3 separate regions of the Homo sapiens genome follow, and all the other regions are linked to region 2. Evidence: chromatin loops called from intact Hi-C (ENCODE). Cell type or tissue: heart left ventricle. All regions are shown on one strand.

The links. Hi-C counts contacts between places; a loop is a spot of excess contacts. Peaks named below come from ENCODE experiments on the same cell type or tissue, not always from the same donor. Only the 100,000 strongest peaks of a DNase experiment are listed, where the experiment ranks them.
Region 1: it touches region 2 in a loop (4-fold over the local background); 4 of 110 quality-filtered maps call a loop at or near these places.
Region 3: it touches region 2 in a loop (3-fold over the local background); 7 of 110 quality-filtered maps call a loop at or near these places.

Annotation. Positions count from the first base shown.
Region 1 is chr2:2,609,901-2,617,900 of GRCh38, forward strand. No RefSeq gene overlaps it. Among named protein-coding and RNA genes, the nearest start is that of MYT1L, 280 kb to the left of the region's middle. In heart left ventricle, no CTCF peak of the experiment used is centred here; a DNase peak (open chromatin) is centred at 3,651; H3K4me3 peaks cover 1,233 bases; H3K27ac peaks cover 594 bases.
Region 2 is chr2:2,766,512-2,774,511 of GRCh38, forward strand. The region is part of intron 2 of LOC105373390 (a long non-coding RNA gene); the gene reads right to left. Among named protein-coding and RNA genes, the nearest start is that of LINC01250, 360 kb to the right of the region's middle. RefSeq lists an enhancer at 5,186-5,703. In heart left ventricle, a CTCF peak has its summit at 3,716; a DNase peak (open chromatin) is centred at 3,630; H3K27ac peaks cover 1,295 bases.
Region 3 is chr2:2,843,789-2,851,788 of GRCh38, forward strand. No RefSeq gene overlaps it. Among named protein-coding and RNA genes, the nearest start is that of LINC01250, 280 kb to the right of the region's middle. RefSeq lists an enhancer at 6,939-7,846. In heart left ventricle, a CTCF peak has its summit at 3,073 (motif pointing left); a DNase peak (open chromatin) is centred at 2,703; H3K27ac peaks cover 673 bases.

The sequences.
Region 1 (8,000 bases), 160 kb before region 2:
TTTTTACATTACCCAGTCTCAGACGTTTTGTTATAGCTGCACAACCAAACCAAAAAGCATTATTATTTCTATTACTAATATATGCAGAATGAAATTCTCCCCCATTAATTAATTTTTTTAAGGGCAATAAACAGAAATACAGATCATAAGAATAAACAAATCATAAGAGACTACTATAAATAATTATATACCAATAAATTGCATAACCTAGAATAAATGGATACATTCCCACCATGCAGTGTATCACATTTATTTACACATACTCTCTACCAAGACTGAATCATGAAAAAGTGAAAAATCTGAACAGACCAATCATGCACAAAGATACTGAATCAATAATCATAAATCTCCATCAAAGAAAATCTCAGTACCTGATGAGTTTATGGATGAATTCTATCAAAGATTTAAGTTACTAATAACAAGCATTCTCGATCTCTGAAAAAAATTAAGACAATGACATGCTTACAAACTAATTTTAGAAGACCAGCATAACTCTTATAGCAAAGCCAGATAAATAAAATACAAGAAAATTAATTACTGGCCAATATCCCTGGTGAGCATAAATGCAAAAATTACCAAAAAAAAAAAAATACTAGCAAATTGAACTCAACAGCACGTTAAAAGGACCAGTCACCTTAATCAAGTGGGATTTATCTGTGGGATGCAGGAATGGTTCAACATATGCAAGTCAATAAATGTGATACACTGGATTAACAGAATGAAGAACAAAAAAATATGATCATCCCAACAGATGCACAAAAAAGTATTTGACAAAGCTCAACATTCTTTTATGATAAAAACTCTTAACAAATTAGATATAGAAGGAATGTACCTCAACACAGTAAAGGCCATATATGACAAGCCCACATCTAACATATTATACTCAACAATGAACAATGAAAAGTTGAAAGCTTTTCCTATAAGATCAAGAACAAGACAAGGATGCCCATTCTCACCACTTCCATTCAAAGGAATTCACATCAGAAATTGGGTAGTTAAATTATCTTTGATTTCAGATGACACAATCTTATAAATAGAAAACCACAGACATTTCACCACAATGACTATTCAAAGTGTTGAAAAAGAGAAAACAACAAAAGTAAAAAGATTCCACCACAAAACTGTAAGAAATCAAAAGCAAAATTAGTAAAGCTATATGATACAAAATAAACATGCAAAAATCAGTAGTGCTTCTATAAACTAATAACAAACTATTCAAAAAAGAAATCAAGAAAACAATCCCATTTATAATAGCATAAAAATAGAATAAAACACTTATGAATAAATTTAACCAGGGCAGTAAAAGACCTGCACATTGAACACTACAAAAGATTGATGAAAGAAATCAAAAAAGACACAGATGGAAGGAAAGATGTCTTGTGTTCTTGGATTGGGAAAATTAATAATGTTAAGATGCCTACAGTACTCAAAGCAATCTGTAGGTTCCATGCAATCCTTAGCAAAATCTCAATGACAATTTTATAGAACTAGAAAAAAATTCCTAGCATTCACATGGAATCACAAAAGACCTCTAATCACCAAAACATTCTGAGCAAAAAGAACAAAGCTGGAAGCATTATGCTACCTGATCTCAAAACCTACTCCAAGGCTGTAATAATTAAAAGAATATGATATTGGCACAAAAACAGACACATCAACCAATGGAACAGAATAGAGAGCCCATAAATAAATCTGTGCATTTATGGTCAAATAATATTTGACAAAGGTGACCAGAACCCCCACTGGGGAAAGGACACTCTCTTCAATAAATGATGTTAGGAAAACTAGACACCCATAGGCAGAAGAATGAAACTGGACTCCGATTTCACCTTATAGACAAAAATTAATTCTAAATGGATTAAAGACTAAACTCTAAGACCAAAAACTGAAAAACTACTAGAAAAAAAAAATAGAGAAAAGCTTTCTGGCATTGGTCTGGGTAAAGATCTTTTGAGTTTGATCCCAAAAGCAGAGACAACAAAAGCAAAAATAGACAAATATGTTTATATTAAATTAAAAGCTTCTGCACAGCAAAGGAAACAACAGAGTGAAGAGACAGCCTGGAGAATGGAAGAAAATATTTGTGGAACCATACCTCTGATAAACAGTTAATATTTAAAATACACAAGAAACTCAAAAAAACTCCATACTAAGGAAACAACAAACCTGATTAAAAAATGGGCAAAGAACCTGAAAAGACATTTCTCAAAATAAGGCTACAAATGGCCAACAGGTGTATGAGAAAATGCTCAACATTACTAATCATCAGGGAAATGCAAATTAAAACCACAATAAAATATCACCTCATACCTGTTGTTACGATGCCTGTTATCAAAAGGGCAAGAGGTAACAAGGATATGGGAGGATGTGGGGAAAGAGAATCTTGCGTTGTTGATGGATACGTAAATTAGTGCAGCCATTATGGAATGCAGTATGGAAGCTCCTCAAGAAGTTAAGTAGAGCTGCCATATGATTCAGCATTTCACCTTCTGGCTATATACAAAGGAAATGGAATCAGTATGTCAAAGACAGACCGAACTCCCATGCTCCCTGCAGTATTATTTACAACAGCCAAGATATGGAATCCACCCAAGTACCTATCAACAGGTAAATGGATAAAGAATAGGTAGCATATATACACAATGGAATACTATTCAGCCTTAACACAATGGGGAAATCCTATCATTTGTGACAATGTGGATGACCTAGGAGGACATTAAGCTCAGTAAAATAAGCCAGAAACAGAGAGACAGATCCTGCATGACCTCAGTTTTATAGAGAATCCAAAAAAATCAAACTCATAGAAGAGAGTAGAATGGTGGTTATCCTGGCAGAGGGAAATGCAGGGAGGCATGGGGAGAGGCTGATCAAAGCATACAAAATTGTCATTAGGAGGAATAAGCTGAGGAGATCTATTGTATAACACGGTGATTATAGTTAATCATTAACTATATTAATTATATTATTAATATATTAACATGTATTGCATACTTGAAAATTGCTAAGACTACATTTTCAATGTTCGCAAGGTACACACACAAAGTATGTGAGGTAGTGGATATTGATTAGCCTGATTTATTCATTCCACAATGTATACATATATTAAAACGTCATTTTGCACACCATACACGTATTTCATTTTCATTTGTCAATCATTAAAACTAAAATTATTATTATTATTTTTTTAAAGAAAGATCCTAAACAGTTTTCTAAATATCTTTATTTTAGGTTCAGAAATAGTTTTCAGAGGCCTGGTGTTCCTCTGGGTCTTCTACCTGATGGGCTCTTTTCCTTGTTCAGCAACGTCCTTTAGGTCCCATGCTAGTTCTTTTTATTCGTGTTGTTTTCCTTTTTGTGAGTTTTTATTTTGCTTTAACTCTTCTTCAGGGAGAACTCAGTTGTCTAGGACTAGTGCCTGCCAACTGCCGCGTGGTTACATGAAGGAGCCTTGGATAGACTTGCTTCCCAGTCCTTAGCTAGAGTACAGCGTGATATGGAAGCGCCGGGCTCAGCCTCTGATTTAAGCCGCTCTGCGCACTGAGGACACCGCCCCAAACCCCATGACTCTACCCAGAATGCAAGCAAGATGGTGCCAGGGCGCACTAAATCCCCAGCATGCACTGCGACCGCCCTTAGTAGCAAGCGTAAACTACAATCCCCAGGATGCACTGCACCAGGGCTGCGCCTGCCTGGCGTCACGGGCGTGAATTACAATCCCCAGCATGCACCGGAGTAGCGGGCGTCATCAACAACCCCCTACGTGCCGCGCGCGGCCTCTAGCCCTCACCTGTGCTCTGCTTGTTCTGTGCATAAACAAGGGTCTATGAGGGTGCAGAGGGTGCTCTGAGGGGCGGGGGTGGGAGGGGCGGTGGGAGAAGACTATTCTGGCCACCAAAACGGCAGCACCGCTGCAACAGAAAAGATGCCTGCTTCTCTGGAGGGTAATGACGATGCTCTGAAGCTGACTGTGCTGCTGCAGGCATGCAAATCCTCTGACAGTTTTAAAGAGAGCACAGCACGCATTTTAAGACATGGCTCCACCAGCCTTATGGCAAGCGGAATTCTTATATAATGTGGCAATGTATGGACAGTCAGTTTTTGTTTTAGGGGGCGTCACAGATTGTGTTCACTTTGCATCTAGAACAGCTAGCCAGTGTCATTTCAATCTCTGGACGCCTTTAATTTGGGATGTGCGCATATGCATCTGTACTCTTGTGCATGTAAATCCAAGTGTGTGAGTGAGCACTTGCATTAAAAAAATAATAATAAAATAAATAAAGAGGGATTTCAAGATGGTGACAGCAGAGACTGAAGCCAAGCATAGGACCCTCCTGGCTGGGGCCCAGGTCAGTGACCAGGAGGTGGCTGTGGTGCACGACAAGGGCTACAAGTCCTTGTAAATGCAAGTGTGTGAGTACCAGTGCTCAAACATGTGCATGTATGCATATCCCCTTCTCCGGGAGAGAATCTCCTCCCGGTGGTGACATTGTTTACAGAGAAGGTTTTTACACTAGCTAGCTGAGAGGCTGTGACTACATCCATCCCCAGGCCTGAATGTCTGAACTACTAATCAGTATCCTCAGCCTGGCTCCTGCCTTCTGAGGATTTCCTCAGCCCACAGGCAGTCGTTCGAGCTGGGGCTCAGTGCTGTCTCTGTTAAGTCTCTCCAAGCCCGGCAGAAGACTCCTGAGACCACCCAGAACACGGAGCCTGTGCTAGTCAGGAAGGCTTGGGCTTTAGGGAACTGCTGTACCCCAAAGAGAGACAGCCTCCAGCTGCTTCTCTAAGACAGGCTGAGGCTCTGCACAGCTGGGAGTTGCTTGGAGGAGCAAGGGACAAGGTCGACCTCTTCTTCCTTCTTGCTCCCCAGGGTTCAGCAGGGCCACGGCATGCTTCCTAAGCTGTGTTCCTGTGGGCGCCTCCTCGGGGGTTATGTTTTTGTCGTTGATTTCAGTTTGTGTGCAAGGACAGAAGATGGAGTGCAGCAAACCTACGAAACTATCAAATCTGATATGAGCTCTAAGTAAAGCATAACTGCAAGGAGACAAGGGGAGCAGATGGTCAACAATTCTATTCAATGACGGAAAGCAGCCCCAATTAACCATGATCAGAACTAGGCTTATAGCCCTTGTCGTGCACCACAGCCACCTCCTGGTCACTGACCTGGGCCCCAGCCAGGAGGGTCCTATGCTTGGCTTCAGTCTCTGCTGTCACCGTCTTGAAATCCTCTTTTTCTTTTTTGACACGGAGCTTCACTCTTGTCACCCAGGTTGGAGTGCAGTGGCGTGATCTCAGCTCATTGCAACCTCTGCCTCCCAGGTTCAAGTGATTCTCCTGCCTCAGCCTCCTGAGTAGCTGGGATTACAGGTGTGCACCACCATGCCTGGCTAATTTTTTGTATTTGTAGTAGAGACGGGGTTTCACCATGTTGGCCAGGCTGGTCTTGAACTCCTGACCTCAGGTGATCCGCTAGCCTTCACTTCCCAAAGTGCTGAGATTACAGGTGTGAACCACTGTGCCCAGCCCCTCACATTTTTGAACAAGGGGCCACACATTTTTATTTTGCACTGATCCTCACAAATTTTGTAGCTACCAGCTGTCCTGACATAAACTTCCTCCTGTGGGCCTCAGTGTTCTTCTTTGCAAGATGGGAAGATTGGAATAAAAAGTTTTCAAAGATATTTTTGCTGCAAAACTTTTTTGTCAAAAAAGAATATATTTAGAACTTGAGACATAACCCATGTGATAGGGTAATATTTCAAATCCTTTCTTTTCTTTGTCCTTATGGTGCTGCTTCTTTTTCTTCACCTTTCTTGCTCTTTCTGCAGTGTGTCTCTGGGTCTCTGGAGGTGGGATAGGGGTTGTCTGGGGAATCTACCGTCCTAATTATCTGTAGGTGATTGTTTTGTTGCCCTGTAGGTCAAAGGGAAGGTGATTCCAATGCTTGGCATTTATCTGGCGGAATCCCTATTCCTCCTATGCCCTCCTCATCTGTGAAATGGTGATAGTAGTAGCACTACCTCGGAGGATGGTTATTAATGAGAAGCAAAAGTGAACACAACACAGGTTAACTACTTATATTTTCATGCATATTATTATTTGTATGTTTAGCTGCATCCCACTTCTTTTTTTTTTTGTTTTTTTTTTTTTGGAGATGAAGTCTCACTCTGTCACCCAGGCTGGAGTGCAGTGGCATGATCTCGGCTCACTGCAAGCTCCGCCTCCCAGGTTCATGCCATTCTCCTGCCTCAGCCTCCCGAGTAGCTGGGACTACAGGCGCCTGCCACCACGCCTGGCTAATTTTTTGTATTTTTAGTAGAGACGGGGTTTCACCATGTTAACCAGAATGGTCTCGATCTCCTGACCTCGTGATCTTCCCGCCTCAGCCTCCCAAAGTGCTGGGATTACAGGCGTGAGCCACTGTGCCCGGCATCACACTTCTTAAAGTAGTTACACACAGAGAGGCACATAGAAAGAAATCAAAGTAAAAAACACACAACACACACATACATAATGGTACCATGACCTTCTGCCTGGGGGCACATTTTAGACGATGGTGCAGGAATGAGGAACCCAGCGAGGGCAGTGGTCTTGCTTTGGACACAGAGATCATGGTCAGGGAGATAGAGGCAGCTGTGAATGCCCGGGCACAGTCCACAAAGGTGGGAACAATGCAGAAAGAGAAAGTTCTAGAAATACTCACAAGGGCTCGTTAAGTCTTTGAGCAAACACTTATTTGAACATGTCTAGGGTGAAATTCCAGGACACAAAGCAGAAACAACTGCCTGGTAGCTGTGAGGTGAGAGATTCCCCAAGCTCATAGGGAAAGGAGGCATTTGAATTTTATTCAGTCCCAGGACATGGACCTCATGCTCACGGGACCATCAGGATTATCAGTGAAGACACAAGAATGTCAAATATTTCCTCCAGTTTGTCTACATTAGATCTAGAGTAAGGACTACTATCTTCCCACCATAATAAAGATGAAAAAACAACCTTAGAATTGACCAACCACATCTAAAAGGAACTTAACCGTCTATTAGACCAAACTTCAACATTCTTTAAAGGAAGAAGACCAAAGCCAACTCTCAACACTGTGGCATTCACAGCATCTGGCAGTCAATTGAATAGTACTAGGCAGGTAGAGAAGCTATAACTGTTAAGCAGATCCAGGAGGAAAGTGAATCAATAAAAACAGACCAAGAAATAACAGATATAGTGGAATTAGCAGACACAGACATTGAAATAGCTATTATAAACCATAAATTTTGCTCTGGTATTAAAAACAAACAAACAAACATGATGAGCAAAGAAATGTAAGTCCTAAAAATGACCATCTGTACATCAAAGGATGCTACGAACACAGTGAAAACACAACCCATGGAATAGACAGCTAGGTGCAAATCATATATCTGATTTAGGATTAATATCCATAATATATAAAGAACTTTACAACTCAACAACAACAACAAAAGACACAACCCATTTAAAAAATGAGGAGAACTTTAATAGACATTTCTCCAAAGAAGATATATAAATGGCCAATAATCACATAAAAAGATGCTCCATGTCACTAATTATTAGAGAAATGCAAATTAAAACTACAATGAGATACCACTTGACACTAATTAGGATGGTTACAATTTTTTAAGTGTCAGCAAAGATATGGAGAAATTGAATCACTTGTGAATTTCTGCTGGGACTATAAAGTTGTGCAGCCACTGTGAAAAACAGTATGGTGGTTTCTCAAAAAATTAAACATAGAATCATGTGATCCAGCAATTCCACTCTTAGCAATGCACCCAAAAGAATTGAAAGAAGAGACACAAACAGATATTTGTACACTCATATTAATGGCAACATTATTCACAATAGCCAAAGGTGAAATCAACAAAAGTGTCCATCAACAAATGAGAGAATAAACAGAATGCTATCTGTACATGACAATAGGATTATTTAGCCTGAAGGAAGGAAATTCTGACACCTGCCACAATATACAT
Region 2 (8,000 bases):
GACTCCTGAGTGCACACCGCCCCTTCCCCTCGCGACTGGATGCTCCCAGCTCCTCCCGGGCCTCCTGCTGAGTGGAGCTGCAACCCAAACCCAGATTCTTCTAGGAAGAAAATGATGTGATCCGTTGTTCTTGAGCTGCCATTTTCACTGTGTCCAGCCTATCTCACACTGTCCTTCCTCACCCACCGCACGGCAGCCCTGGAGATGTATCAGTGCTGGAGATGTATCAGTGATGGTTTCAACGAACTTCTTGAATTCCTTCCTCCAAATGGTCTTTTTTTCTAAGAAAGCCAGGGTGGTGCAGAGGAGGCAGTGTTTCCTCGCTGACATGTTGGCAGGACAGGAAGGGCTCATTGACTTAAAATACTTCCCATCTGGGAGCAAAAATCCACCCATAGCAAGCCCTCCGTTGAATTAAGGTTTTTGTTTTTCCTCCAAACCACTCCTTTACCAGTAAGAATAGGCCAGGGCAGCACAGGACGTATGGATCCCGCCTGCAGCCACCATGGTGGAGGCAGCCTGAGAAGAGAATGGGTCCCAGCGGGCCCTGCACATCCCAGATGGGCACCCCCCCACACCCCTGCTTACCCCCTGGGTGGACCCACTGCACTGCTGCTGAATTGCGGCCTCACTGCATGCAGCTCCCCAGTGTTTCAGCTTCACAGCTCCATGCTGCGTTCTGAGCTCCCTGCAGGGAGGGACCTGGTTTCCCTCACAACTCCTCCCCCCGACCCTGTTTCCCTCCATTCTGATTAAGGACAAGGGATCCCCATGCAGCCTGGACACCAGGACCAGCAGAAACCTGTGAGCGCCCAGGTCCTGTTGCCATGTCTGTGTGACCTGTGCTAATAAAGAGCAACTTGTGATCGGTGCCCCTTGGGATACCCACGGGATGCCCCACGCCCTCAGGGAGGCCACAGACCCTGCGGGGGTTCCTAAGCTCCGATGTCCAAGTGCTGACCAAGCCCAGCTCCTCTCCTGGGCTCCTCCTAGGCCCTCCTCCGGGAATGTCATTCCATCTCCTGCAGGGCCCAGGCCTCCCCTGGGCCAGGCTCCCACTCGACACCAGCCCCTGCTCCCCAAGACAGACCCCTAGACTGCACGGTCTCACCAGATGAGGTTTCTCGTTGGAACCCTGGGGTCCGGCTCTGCTGCTGCTGAGGCACCGTGCTTCTTCCTGGACCCTCAGGCAGAGGACAGTTCCCTGGTTGATGGCTTAGCTGCATACAGGACCTGATGCAAGTCCACTCTTGCTCTGAGCCTCAGTTTCCCCATGGGGGTGAGCACTGCTCTAGCAGGAATCAGGTGAGGACTAAAAGGGAAATGAGGAGCGCAGGACACTGTCCCTGGGCTGTGGGAGTATTGGATTCCTTGGCCTCGTGACCTGCCTGGCCAGGTCTCCCGGGAGCTCCAGCATCCAGACTCACCCCTGCAAGTCCCACACCAGTCCCACCACCCATGCCAGGCTGTCCATGAGGTGAGGCCCCACTTGCCAGGATGTGGCCCTCTCCGGCCTCCAGCAGGCTCTGCCTGGCTCACTCTGTGCCCTCCGCCCCTCCTCACCTGTGCCTGTCCTGCCAGCCCTGCCCGGTGGGTTCGTCCAGGCTGCTCTGCAGCCCAGGCTGTGTGTCTCTTCTTTTGGCTGCTTGGGGTCTGGCCCCCTCCCCTAGAAGCCGTTCTTTTCTCCATCCCTCTCCTCCCAGCGTCCTTCACCCCCATGCTGGATGGACACCTCCACTACAAGATGGTCCTGGATGCAGGCATCACCTGCCCACGCCTCTGTCTTCTCCTCCCTCAGTGCCACCTCTGCAGGGCATATGACTCCTCCTCTCGAGGGCTCTGAGCTCCCTACACCATATGACAGGAGAACCGTGATAAGCAGATGTTTGCGGAGTGGATGAATGGGAAAAATATTGTAATGGTGGAAACTTCCAATCTCTGGGAAGGGTGATGGGGTGGTATATTGGGTTTATTACAATCTTACCACATAGGCAGGTGACATTAAAGCCAATATGGAGGGCTGACCCTGGGGTCCTGGGCCTCCTCCAGATCCACATGTGGGAGGATTGGGAGGCACCCGTCTGTCCCAAGCAGGGTTCCCAGGTGTGGCTGCACATGGCATCACCAGGACAGCGTTACCCATGACCTTGCTGGGTGCTGCCACGACGCCCCCAAGGGCTCAGGACTGACTGTCACCTGGACAAGGGGACTGGGAGCTCTGCAGGGCCCAACACACAGTCAGACTCAAGAGCTACTGCCCCAAGGTGACCTCACCCAGGGTGTTCCCTGGCCATGACAGCAGACCCTGCGCTCCTCCCTTGGGGTCAGTGCTTCCTCCAGGTACCCCTCCCCGTCTAGGCCCCCTTTCCCTCCAGGTCCCTCCCCACCTCCAGAACCTCCCTCCCCTCCACACCTCCCCTCTCATTCCAGGCCCTTTTCCCTCCAGGTCCCTTCCCAACTTCAGAAAATTCCTTCCCTCCACACCTCCCCTCCCCCTCCAGGTCCCTTTCCCTCCAGGTCCCTCCCCACCTCCAGAACCTCCCTCCCCTCCACACCTTCCCTCCCCTCCAGGCCCCTTTCTTCCAGGTCCCTCCCCACCTCCAGAACCTCCCTCCCCTCCACACCTCCCCCTCTATCCAGGCCCCTTTCCCTCCAGGTCCCTCCCCACCTCCAGAACCTCCCTCCCCTCCACACCTCTCCCCCCATCCAGGCCCCTTTCCCTCCAGGTACCTCCCCACCTCCAGAACACCCCTCCCCTACAGTTCTCCTCTCTCCATCCAGGTCCCCTTTCTCTCCAGGTCCCCCTCCAGTTATGTCCCCCATCCTCCTATACTCCCCTCCCCTATTTACACTATCCCTACGCCTCCTTCCTCCTAGTCCCTCAGCTCCTAAGCCCCCTCTATATGCAGAGAAACCCCTACCTCGACTCACTGCCCCCACCACCATGGGAAAGAAGCTGGAAAAATGGCTGTAGTCAGGGGCCATGCAGAGCTGGAGGGAACACCAAGCGTGAGCCTGCAGGCCGATGGCGAGCGGTCAGGGTGGCAAGGAGGGTGACGGCATCCTTTCAGCCTGGCTTCTGCCTCCACCCCTCAGGGCACCCCAGTTTCTCAGATCCGCTCTGACAATGAATCCGCGCCTTCCGGTCTTGGCTCCCAGCCAGGTCCATGACACTGGGAATACAGCGCTCTAATTAACGGCCCTCATTAATCAGGGCTCAAACCGGGCAGAACTCAGATCCGGCCCGGAGGGGAGATGAGTGCTGGCCGCCCCAACAAAGGCCAGTTTCTGTCTCCGCCAAGCATCCCCGCTGAGCACGGAACCCTGGGCCGGCGAGACCTGGGACCTGATCGGAAGGCACAGGAGACACAGACCCAGGCCTGGGAGAAGCCGTGGAACCAGCACTCTAGGAAGGCTGGAAGGCTGCAGAACATCATTATTTTCTGTGTGCTTCATTGCCCAGAACCTCTCAGCAGTGATCCCACAGCCAACAGAATAAAACCCATGCTCCCAGCTAAATATGGAAAGCCTTGTGATCTGACCCAGGGTAACCCAAGCCCTCCTCCCATCCCTGGCAGCTCCACAAACTGTCTGGTGACAAGCCCAGATAGGCACTCTTGCCTGCCTGTGGGCGTCTAGTGATGCGCCTACAAGGCCAGCTGCACCTCCCCATGCCGGCCACATGTGACCCAGCCAGACCCGGTCATTCCAGAGGACACCACCCTGTGGCCGCTGCTCTAGCAAGGGCAGTGGCTCTGGGCACAGGCTGCCCGGCAGGTCTTCCCTCCTCTGCCCAGGTCAGGTACAGATTTTGTAGATTCAACCTTGTCCTTTGGAATTTGACTTCAGCCAGGCACAGAGGCATCCCCTGCTCCATGCAGCTCTGCACTGGGCCTCTGGCTCATGGGCCCTCCTCACCAGCACCCACTCCCCGCCCCGATCCTCACTGCACAGCACCCATGCGCCCTCCGATGCTCTGCTAGGCCAAGGCTTCTTTGTGCTCCTGGCGTCTGAGCACTTTCTCCATGGACTTGCACAGCAATGTATTAGAGCATCAGTATAGTGCATCTCACAGTCTGCCAGTTACTATTGTTATTCAAAACAATCCTTTATCTCTCCCAGATTTTAACTACCTTGAAGACAGGGCTTTAATGAGTCCCACTCATTCCACCAGTGTTCAGCACCATCTCCATAACAAACAGATACAGGTAAAATGTATCAGAAATGTCCTTATTTTTAAATAAGAAGTCAAGGATTGGATTTAGGACTACAGGACCCCATGCTCTGACTTATTTTTAGATTTTAGAAGAAAGGAGACACTTTTTTTTTTTTTTTTTTTTTTTTGAGACAGAGTCTCTTCTGTTACCCAGGCTGGAGATTCTCCTGCCTCAGCCTGAGACTACAGGCGTGCGCCACCACACCCAGCTAATTTTGTATTTTTAGTAAAGGCAGGGTTTCACCATGTTGCACAGGCTGGTCTTGAACTCCTGACCTCAAGTGATCCACTGGTCTCGGCCTCCTAAAATGCTGAGATTCTAGGTGTGAGCCACTGCACCTGGCCACACTTTTCAAGATAATTCGCCCTCACCTTAGCATCTGAATGCATCCATAACAGGTAAATCTTATAGGTAACCAAAGATATGACAGAATTATCCTTTTGACTTTGTTATCTTACAGATCATTTTCAAAGGCATGGTGATTGTTCCAAGCCAGCACAGCCAGGACATCTGTTGACAAAGGCACCTGACGTGGGGTGGAGCCCCTGTTCCAAAGGTCCCAGGCCTTGGGTGAAGCAGACAGTGGGATTCATTCAGCTCCCAAGGTTGCCACTGGGACAAAATTAATTTGGGCCTCAATATTAATTCATGCTCATCTGATGTATCTCTTTCTCCTACAAGCAGAGCACAGCCTACCATGCAGGGCAGTGAAGCCGCCCCTTATTTCCAGATGACGGGGCACTCGCTCTATCTCCAGCGGACATGGATTTACCCAACAGCATCAGCTGAACCTGCACTGAGCATAACAAAATGCAGGTAGCACGCAGCTCTTCACAGGATGGTTTCAACTGTGGAATCATGGAAAAGCATGAAACGTGCAGTCAGCTATCCATGTTGAGTCCTGGCTCCATCATTTGATTAGTTGAAAGACCTTGGTGGAAACTGAATCTCTTTGAATCTCACTTTCCCTATCTGTAAATTGGATTTAAAGACACCCATCCTACTTATGCCAGACTTGCCTCAAATGTCAAGATGACAATAGAGAAAGCGCAAAGAAGCCTCCCTCTGCAGTAAAGAGAAAATATCTACCCAAAGACCAGGCAGCATGTCACGGGTTCTCGGGAATGCCAGTCTCTTCTCCCACCTCATTCCCATGGAAACCTGTGTGAGGCTGGTTGCAGGCGGGAAAAGGACGACAGTGGAGCCTCAGACCTGGCAGAGTCCCTGGGTGAACGCAGGGCTGGGAAGATGTAAGAAGCCAGTTACCTCCAGAAGGCACGGCTCCTGGTAGGCTGACTGCTAAACTGGAAACAAGACTTCTGTGGGCAGAAGGGACAACTGGGAACCAAGAGAGCAGCATCCCGAGTCACAGAAAGAAACAAAGGAGTTGCAGGCACAGCGAGGACCAAGCAGGCGTCTTCTGGACGGTGCCAGCCCTGCCTCTGCCATAGCCCTGCCCACAACAAGCGTCCCCGCCCCTGGCAAGTATCCCTTCTCCACGGCAAGTGTCCCCACCCTACGCCATCTCACCGGAGCCAGATGACTCCCAGCAAAGGCTGCAGCGATGGGAGAGTCCAGGTACTGCACCTGCCATCATTAGTCTCTGCTTCCACGAGATGGTCCAGGAGGCCTCCCCTCCATGCCTATTTTTATGCTAATTCCAGGGTAATTGGCTTATGGTTGTCCCCACATCAAAAACAAAAACACCCTGGGCTGTCGATCACCTTTCGGTCTACTCTAAGCTCTGGGGCTACTACTTCTTTAATTGGGAAGAATGGGCGTTTTGCTTTTTTTTTTTTTTTAAGCTCCAAATGGTTGTTTTCATCCCCCAATCACTGGCTCAGGTATTCTCTAAACTTTATTTGCTGCCTCCAGCCAAACTTAGACCAGGGCTCTGAGTCAGAAATCTAGTCGACAATCTCTGTTTCCTTTATCCTGGCCCTCCTGTGACACAATAGAAATATATTTGGTCTTCGTCCCTGGTTCCTGGCATGGCGCTCTTAAGCGCTTTGAATTTTCTGAATGGTAGGAGTGACTTTGGTTATTCACAGAGAACCCCCTCTAACATACATGAGTTTAGGCTAATGTGGTGACGCACTGTGAGGGGGCCTTGGAGGGCTTCAGGAAGGGGGCTGATCACCAGACGAACAAGCATGTGCCCCTGATTAGAGGGTTAGAACTTTCACCCCAGCCCCATCCTCCCTGAAGGGAAGAAACACTACAGGTTGAGCTCAATCACCAACGGCCGATGATTGAATCCACCGTGTCTCAGCAATGAAACTCCATCTAAAAATACCGAAACAAGGAGGCTTGAGGGGCTTCTGGGTTGTTGAATGCAGGCAGACGCAGGGGCATTGAATTAGTCTGTTTTCACACTGCTGATAAAGACATACCTGAGACTGGGTAATTTATAAAGAAAACGAGGTTTAACGGACTCACAGTTCCACGTGGCTGGGGAGGCCTCATAATCATAACAGAAGGCAAAAGGCACGTCTACATGGTGGCAGCAACAGAGGATGAGAGCCAAGTGAAAGGGATTTCCCCTTATAAAACCATCAGGTCTCGCGAGACTTATTCACTACCATGAGAACAGTATGGGGAAAACCGCCCCCGTGACTCAACTATCTCCAGCTGGGTCCCTCCCACAACACGTGGGAATTACGGGAGCTACAATTCAAGATGAGATTTGGGTGGGGACACAGCCAGACCATATCAGAGGTGGAGCACCCAGTGAGGGCACGGAGCTCCTGCCCCCTCCCCAGACCTTGCCTCATGTGCTTCTCATCTGGCCATTCATTCCTGTCCTTTTGAATAAACCAGTAATCGTAAGCATAAAGCTTTCCTGAGTTCTGTGGCTTGCTCTCGAAAATTATCAAACTTGAGGAGGGTCGTAGGAATCCTCAAATATACAGCTGCTTGATCAGAAGTGCAGGTGGTCCCCAGGACTTGGAGCTGGCATCTGGAGTGAGAGCATTCTTGTGTGTCTGAGCCCCTAAGCCCGTGGGTTCAGCATTAACTCCAAGTGGTTAGCCTCAGAATTCACTGAATCACTGGACACGTGACTGGCATCAGAGCATCACTGCTGGAAAATGGGCCTCCACATCTGCTTCAGAGCCATGCCTCACCCACCCAGCCATTAGCACCTCCCCAGCGCCACCCAGGAAAGGCGCTCCTCATCCTCCTGCTAAGGGAGCGCCACACCACGCCACTGCCCTACTGGACTTACCCACATTCCTCTGCTTACAACAGCTTAGTGAGTCCCCATTACCTGAAACATGACGGTCAGAAAAACACTCTTTATAATTAACTGTGGGGCAGATTTTGCTGCTCTCACCCGGGGAGAATACAAGTGGAATGCTTTGTCACTTGACTGAGCAGGTCTCAGCTACCATAGGCTGTCTGGGGAAATGGAGGCTTCCATTCCACTCCCCATGCATGGCCAAACCACTGAAACCTTCCAGAAAGGCTCAAGTCACCATATGCTGAGATTTCCCATGATAAAATCCAAACCACGCATATTGCATACGTGTGCAGGGGGAAATGGCATGGAAAACCTTTGGAGAACGTGCCCTGAGCCTGCCTGCCTTGCCCCAGTGCATCCCAGCCTGGCAGGACGAGGGGAACGCATTGCTGAAATCATCCATCCTTCTCAAAGCTTGCTTTGGTTTCCCTTTTATTGTTCTTTGATGTCTTAAAAACAAGAACGAAAAAGACATCTCAAATGGAGAGGATCAGTTTCTCTTTTTTACTATAACCCTTACTGCTTCACATTGGACTAATATA
Region 3 (8,000 bases), 77 kb after region 2:
CCCTGCCTAAAATCACAGGCTAAGGAGAGCATGCCAAGAGTCATTCCCTCCTTAAGGGCTATGTTCCAAGGGGAAAAAATCACTCTATATAGATGCATCCTCAGATGAATGAAGATGTGGCCTCAGATCCTAGAGCAGGGAGGGGGCCCCCTTAGTCTTCACTTAGTCTGCCCCCTTAGTCTTTGCTTAAAATGCAGTGGAATATCCTAGTTAGTTTAGGAAACTTCAGAGACCCGGTAAGGCCACCAACACTTCCACACTCAGGGCAAGAGTCTCTATGGGAAATGGAGTGCTCCAAGTTGCCGCAGGTGCAGCGTGCGAGCTCAGTGTGCGCGTGTACATACAGGGGAGTGCAAAGCAAGCACTCGTTTGCATAGAGCCTCTCCGCATGCTCACAGACACACAGAGAAACGTGCACAGAGCCACCGCCTCTTCAGGAAACTTCCAGAGGCCCTTCCAAGTAGACCACTGGGTCTTCACCCACAGACTCTGCATCAGGGTTTCAGGATGTACCCTATCCTCAATGTCAAATATAGTGGCTTACCTGGTTGAAAGCTTCCACCAGGGGGCAAGATTTTCCATTCCACAGTGAGAATCCAGGCCCAATCCTGCTACAAGGAGACACATCATGCCTTTACCTTCCATGCAGATGTAATAGTGGCAAGGCAAATGCTCTCCTTGACCAGAGCAAAGACATGGGGAAGTTAGGGCAGAAGAGTCCTGCAGGGAGCAAAAAGAGGCGTGAGGGAAGAGGCCAGGCAAGGCAGAGTGTGAGGAGTGAAGCCCAAATCAAGCCTCTTGGACCTCAATAGCTGTCAAGGTCTTATCTTGGCTACAAATAAAATATTGCATTTTAAACCCCCAAATATGCCAAGACCATCCTCTGCCTCTCTGTCTCTAACCTTTCCAGACTGAGCTCTAGGATGCCAGGGAAAAGCAGCAGGGCAGTTAATTCCCGCATTCCTTCCACCTACAGCAGGCTCTGGGAGTCCAGTACATGCAGGGCCTGGGGGACAGCAGAGCCCCACCTGAGACAGAGGCTGAGCTCAGCAGCCAGTCAAACCCGGTCTGGTTCTGCTTCCAGATGAAAACGTCTCTATGTTAGTGTGTTTCTACACTGCTATGAAGAAATACCACAGAATGGTAATTTGTAAAGAAAAGAGGTTTAATTGACTCACAGTTCCACATGGCTGGGAGACCTCAGGAAACTTATAATCATGGAGGAAGGCACCTCTTCACAGGACAGCAGGAGAGAGGATAAGAGCCAGCAGGGAAAATGCCAGACGCTTATAAAACCATCAGATCTCGTGAGAACTCACTCACTATCACGAAAACAGCATGGGGGAACCATCACCATGATTGAATTACCTCCACCTGGTCCCACTCTGACACGAGGGGATTATTACAATCCAAGGTGAGATTTGTGTGGGGACACAGAGCCAAACCATATCAACCTCAGACCACCGCAGTCAACAGTGCAGCCAATGTTTCCTGGAATCGTTGAGCAGACATCAAATGGAGTAGCTGCCTTTTGTGTAGAGGCTGTGGTATGGATGTCTCTACGTTGGACCCACACTTGGCATCATGCAAGTCACACCTATCAGACGCATGACAGAGATGAAGCCAGCTGGTCCCGAGCGTGCCTATGCCTGTCCATGTCTGTGCTGCCTCGCTGCAGGCATGCACTCTCCTGCCGTGCGCTGAGGTGGACGCTGCATGGCTGGGACATTCTCTCTACCTGTCTCTGCCTCTGTGTCTGTCTGTCCCCCACACACACATGTGCGTACACACACAATGTTGCTGGTCCCTGTCCACTAGAATGCACTCCATGTGATGACTGTGGATCCTACCACGACCAGCACCAGAAATAAGGCACCAGCACAGCTCAGGAGAGGAACTCGCCCAGGTTTTGAAAGATTTGATCCATCATCCTCACTTTGAGTACAAGTCAAAAATAAAAACCTCCAGAGGCCAACCCTTTTTAAAATTCATTTCTTATTGCCTTTCTTTTTTCTCTCCTTTTCCTCTCTAGATGGTGGCAGCAAAATTCAAAGCAAGAGAATCCCCAGGGAAAGGACAAGATGGCAAGACCCAGCCTGGGGTGGCCACGGCCCTCCTCTCTGACAGGATCCTTCCCTGGGAGGTTTTCTCTCAACTTCTACACCCAGAACTGTCTCCAAAACGGGAAGCGTGTTAGCTGGAAACGACTCGTTCCTAGCAAGGCTGCTCCATCTGCATGGGCTCGGCGCTGCTGGGATCTGGGATCCGTCCTGACTTGTGATTCTGGTGCTGTTGCCTTGGGATCCTCGCTGAAATGCCAGCCACTACGTTGGCTCCCTTATAATCACCTCTTGCCCACTAGGGAAGGTAAAATAGCATCGAATCAGGAGGAGGAGGCATCGGAAGCACTGTGATGGGGACGTGGTTAGGTTTTCTTCCTCCAGCCCTGAACAGGAGCCTCTGAATTTTTCAACAGCTGTCTTTGCCCCTCTTGGAGAAAGCCCCGTCTGTTCCCCCTTCCTCACTGCGTAATCCTTCCCATACGCCCCTGCTCGCTGCCATTTCTGAAGGACACAGGGGGCTTCTGTTACCTGAGCCCTTTTTCCCTCACAGATGCCTGCAGGCTGAGGCTTGCTGGGGAGGCCTCTTCAAGGGACGCCTAGCCCCTGGACATCATCCAAGTTGGCAGCTTCACCACAGAGCTGCTGAGAGAAAGGCGCGGGGGGCAGCCTGGGCTGGCCTGCTGAGCCAAGATAAAGCTGCAGGAACCTGCTGCTGCCAGAAGGGATGTTTGCTGGGTTCCCACAGGTGACCAATGCAGGCAGAGACCAGCCAGGACTCCAGCTCAGGGACAGTGATGGGCACAGGGTCACGCAGGGCTCTAGGCTTGGCCCAGGTTTTGAGCCAACAACACCAGCTGCCTGGTGGTGGGAACAGACACAAGCACCAGGCTCAGTTTTCAAAGCTCTCCTCCTCCTTCTCCTGTTATTTAAGGTCATACCACATTGGAAGTGAGTCAGGCAGGTGGAGCCCTTTATGTCCATGAGGCAGGTGCAGCAGCCCAGGGAGGCAGGGTGGCCTTTCCCAGGAATAGCCAGCGTCACCTGGAGGCAGAGCCAGGCGAGGGCTGTGTGGGTGGCTCCCAGCCATGTGGACAGCAGGCCTGACTGTCCCTGTCCCCATGAGCCTCATGAAGGTGCCGCGGATCCGTCCAGGCGTGGGTGTTGTTCTCTTCCGGCCCAGCCTTCTCCCTCTTTCCACACACACGATTGGGCCAGCATCTCCCGTCTGCTGCCATCTCCTCTGCTGGTGGGGGTGCGTCAGCTGACCCTGTGCCCTCTGGCCTCATTTTTCATGGGTGTTGCCACTGTCTGGCTGTCTGCCCCTTCCCACATTAACTCTCACCCTCTGGCGGCAGAGACCTTGTCTTGCCCATCTCTGTATCTCCAGCCCCCAGTGGCCCTCAGTGCGCATTTGCCAAGGGAAATATATGCAAAAAGTACATTTGCATATCACAGCCCTGTGAGGCAGACACACCCAGAATCATTGCTCCTGCTTTGCAGAGAGGGTCTGTCCCTGGACCCCGTCTTTGACTGCTGGGGCCTGAGGGTGTGGGCGGACAATGAGGCACATCAGAAGGAAGTAGAGAAGGGAGAGTGAGAGCCTGTCTTTCGTCCAGCTCCCTCCCTGCAGGGCCACCCCTGGCCAGCCTTAGACCAAAGGACACAGATGCCAGCAAATGTCTCTGCCAGCCCCCGGGGCTGGCAGGTGGCCTCCCTCCCAGCCACACTCAGATGCCATGGCTGTGATTACAAAGAACACAGGGACCAGGGCACTTGGGCTCTGTGTGACAACCCTGTGCAGCTGGGGACACACACACACCACAGCATGCCACATATACATACACACACACACATCATACACACCACAGCACAGCACACACACAAACCATACACACCACAGCACAGCACACACACACACAAACCATACCCACCAGAGCACAGCACACACACAAACCATACACACCACAGCACAGCACACACACACACACAAACCATACACACCATGGCACAGAACACACACACAAACCATACACACCATAGCACGGCACACACACAAACACAAACTATGCACACCACAGCACAGCACACACACAAACACAAACTATACACACCACAGCACACACACAAACACAAACTATGCACACCACAGCACAGCACACACACAAACACAAACCATACATACCACAGCACAGCACACAGACACACGCAGACCATACACGCCATAGCACAACACACACACACAAACCATACACACCATAGCACAGCACACACACACAAACACAAACCATACACACCACAGCACAGCACACACACAAACACAAACTATACACACCACAGCACAGCACACACACACACACAAAAACCATACACACTACAGCAGAGCACACCACACGCACAAACACAAACCATATACACCACAAAGGAGCAAACCACACGCACAAACGATACACACCACACCATAGCAAATCACACACAAACATACACACATATACCATACATACCACAGCACATCACACACACACACAAACCATACACAGACCACAGACACCACACACTACACACACCGTATCACACATGCCATGAGTGCATGCCACATGAGTGCACGCCACAAGCATGTACCCCACATGCACACACATAGACACACACACCACCTTTCCCACCAGCACAGCCGCCCTGTGGTTGGAGGAGGCTGGGAGTGGTCTTTGCTGTTTTTTGCTTAGGAAGCTGTGAGCCCAGCACAAGTCCATGTGTCTCCTCCCCTGCGGCACACTTTATCTCCCCCCGTCCCCCACCTCCCTCTCCCATCCCCTCTCTCTCTCCCCACTGTGGTCCTGGGCTCAGGCTGACAGGAATCCTAAGAGGCAGGGAGAATGGAAAAGAGACGGACTGCAGGGGCAGCTGGGGAGACACCAGCTGTTCACAGAAGACTAGCAGCCAGGCGCCCAGCCTCACCAGGAGCTGAGCAAGGCCAAGGAGAGAGGAGGGAGAGGGGAGGGCCTGGGGGTGATGGGGAGCCAGGGAGGGAGGGAGGACTGTTGAGAGGGCCTGGGTGGGGGAAGGAAGCCAGGGAGGGAGGGGAGGGAGGGAGGACTTGGTGAGGGCATGGGGGGAAGGGAAGCCAGGGAGGGAGAGCAGGAGAGGGAGGACTGTAGGGATGGACTGCGGGGAAGGGGACCCAGGGAGGGAGGTGGGAGAGTAGGACTAGGGGAGGGCCTGTGGGGGAAGGGAAGTCAGGAAGGGAGGGGACGGAGAGAGAACTGCAGGGAAGCCTCCAAGGCTCAGCCCTTTCAAGCAGGGGCTTCCTGGCCTGGTCAAGGCAGGCACCGCCCTTTCACTCCCCAAAGCTGTCCCACCCAGGGTGGAGGAGGTCAGTAAAGGTCAGTGGTCTGGTGTCTCTGCACCTGTGCAACTACCATCTGCCTGCCCCCTCCACAGCATGGGAGTTGCTGAGCCTGGAGACAGGTGCAGGCCTGGCCTCCCCTAGACCCCCTCCACCACCTAAGGGAAACTGCAAGCCCATTGGCCGCTCAGAGTCCTCCTCCACACTGAGGGTCTTTCCTGAAGGCTCCCCCTTCCTTCCTGCCCTTCCCCCCTCCCCCTCCTTCTTTTTTTCTTTTTGCTTCCCTGCTGGAAACTGCCCAGGCCCCTTGGCTGTGGGGCCCTGCAGGGTCAGGCCGGGTGGACACTGCCAGGCTCCCGTCCCCTCATTTCAGTTGCCTGGGATGCTTTTGGGAGTGGACGGAAGGGCAGGCTGGTTGTGATTAGTGATTGTTCTGGAACAACAGACGTGATTCAGAGCTTCCCCAGGCAAGCAGGCCACAGAGAACCTGACACAGATGCCCACATGCGACTCTGCCTCCCAGTGCCATGGAGCTCTGCCAGAGCCTGGGTCGTGCTCACCTCAGGAGCTGCGGTCACACCTGGGCCCTGCAGAGCCACAGGGGTCAGCAGCTCTGGAATGAATGGAAGAGTCCGTCCCTGTTGTGAGGGTCCAGTCCTCATGCTGATCCCTGGTCTACCTGCTTGCCTAGGGCAGCCCCGGCCATGGTCCAGCCGCCGTGAGAGGCCCCTGGTCCTGCTATGGTGCAGCTGCCCTGACCCTGGACAGCCCCAGCTCCTTCCTGCAGCTTCCCTCCCTCCAGCAGCTGGGGCAGGCAGCAGGGTCCATGCATCAATCATCATGTATTGGATGTCAGTGTCATTCCCCTCTATAACATTTCTGGGCCAGAGCCTCCTAAGTGGAAGCGTGAGGCAGGGACCTCGCCGACAGGGCTGGAGAGGCCGGTGCTCTCAGCAGCCCCTCCTTCACAGGTGAGGAAGTCACCCCAAATCACAGGTAAGTGGGAATCTGCAGCCACCAAGACTGCGCAGCACAGGAGGGGCGTCTTGGGGCAGGGTCCTCCTGGCCCAGCCCGGCCTTTCCCACCCCCGTGTGGCTGCCCTTCCTGGAACACCTGAGGTGCCCATCCTGCGCAGCTCCCGGGCTCTGACAGCCTGCACTCTTGCTCTGGAAGGCCAGGTCCAGCTGCACTGACACTGCGGGAGCCCCGCTTCACAGCAAGTGTCAATAGCAGAGGCCAGCCCCAGAGCACACACAGACACCCTTCCTGCTCCCAGTCACCGGGGAAGCCTTCCTCAGGGTTTCTGCAGAAGCCCTGCCCACTGCCCCCTGCAGAGAGCCATCCTGCCACAGAGATGCGCCCCAGATGCGTCCTGGATGGATCAAGTCACTGCGTGTCAGGGAACGGCTCCTCTGCTGCTCCTGATGCCTGGCCACCCGTCCCGGTCCACCCCTCGCGAGGAAGGCCAGGCCTCCGCTCCTCTGCGGAGCCTTTCAGGAACATGAGGCCGCCTGTGTCAGCCATCAGGGTACCCACCGGCGCTGCTCATCCACCTGCCACCCCCACCTGCCACTTACTCCTAGCACAAGCAGGTGCCCCATGAATCCCGCGGAATGAGTTATTTCAGGATCCGCGGAACACACGTAACCAGACCCCCCCGTTTGTTGTTTTGGGGGACATTGGAGATATGCAGGGCCCTCTCAGAACAAAATGATGAAGTCAGTGGGTGCCTTTTGAGGACCTCTGCCCCTCCCCGCTCAGCCAGCCTGCTCCTGTCACTCGGCCTAAATCACTGCTAACAGCCACTGCGGGCACCTGCACACCACAGAGCCAAGCCTTTCCCGGTAGTAAGGCTTCATTTGTGTCAGGGCTTCACAGCCTCAAGGGCAAAATTACCATCATTATGCAGCATAGGGGGGTTGTGAAGGCGGCAGCCTCCCCTAGAGTCCCTACCAGGGAGAATGCTAACCATTGTGAAGGCTCAGGTCCCCTTTCTAAAGGCAGTTTATCACTGTAACCAGGCGACACCCCCCACCGTTTGCTCTCCTGCATGGGGGGCACATGTCTGGGGCCATCTGTGAGGGTCAGGGGACAAAAGGTGCCCTGGGCCCCAGGTCCCCATCGGACTGAAGGTAGAACGGAGGGCCTGCCTCAGGTCCAGCCATGTCTCCTGCCAACCGGGGGTCAGCAGAATTATTTTTAAATACAGACCCCATTACATCATCCTCTTCTCTAGGCCCCTCAGTGACTCCCCTAGCTCAGCCTCTGCCCCTCGCACGCACAGCCTCTGGAGACAGGCTCCCTCCTGGGTTTCACCCTCCTCTCCTCTTCCTCCCAGCTGTCCCTCCCTCCCCTCCGGGACACTGCATAAGGAATTGCCCCAAGACTCAGGAGTGTACACAGGCCCTGGGCAGGTTCACAGAGCAGCTCTGCTTCCAGCTGCGGGTAGTTCCCTCAGCGCCCCCCGCCCCACCTGCTTGAACCAGGGGTCAGCCATGATGGGTCGAGAATGTTCCCCAAAAGGATATGTCAAAGCCCTACCCCCAAGTACCTGTGAACCTGACTTTATTTGGAAATACGATCTTTGCAGGTGTCA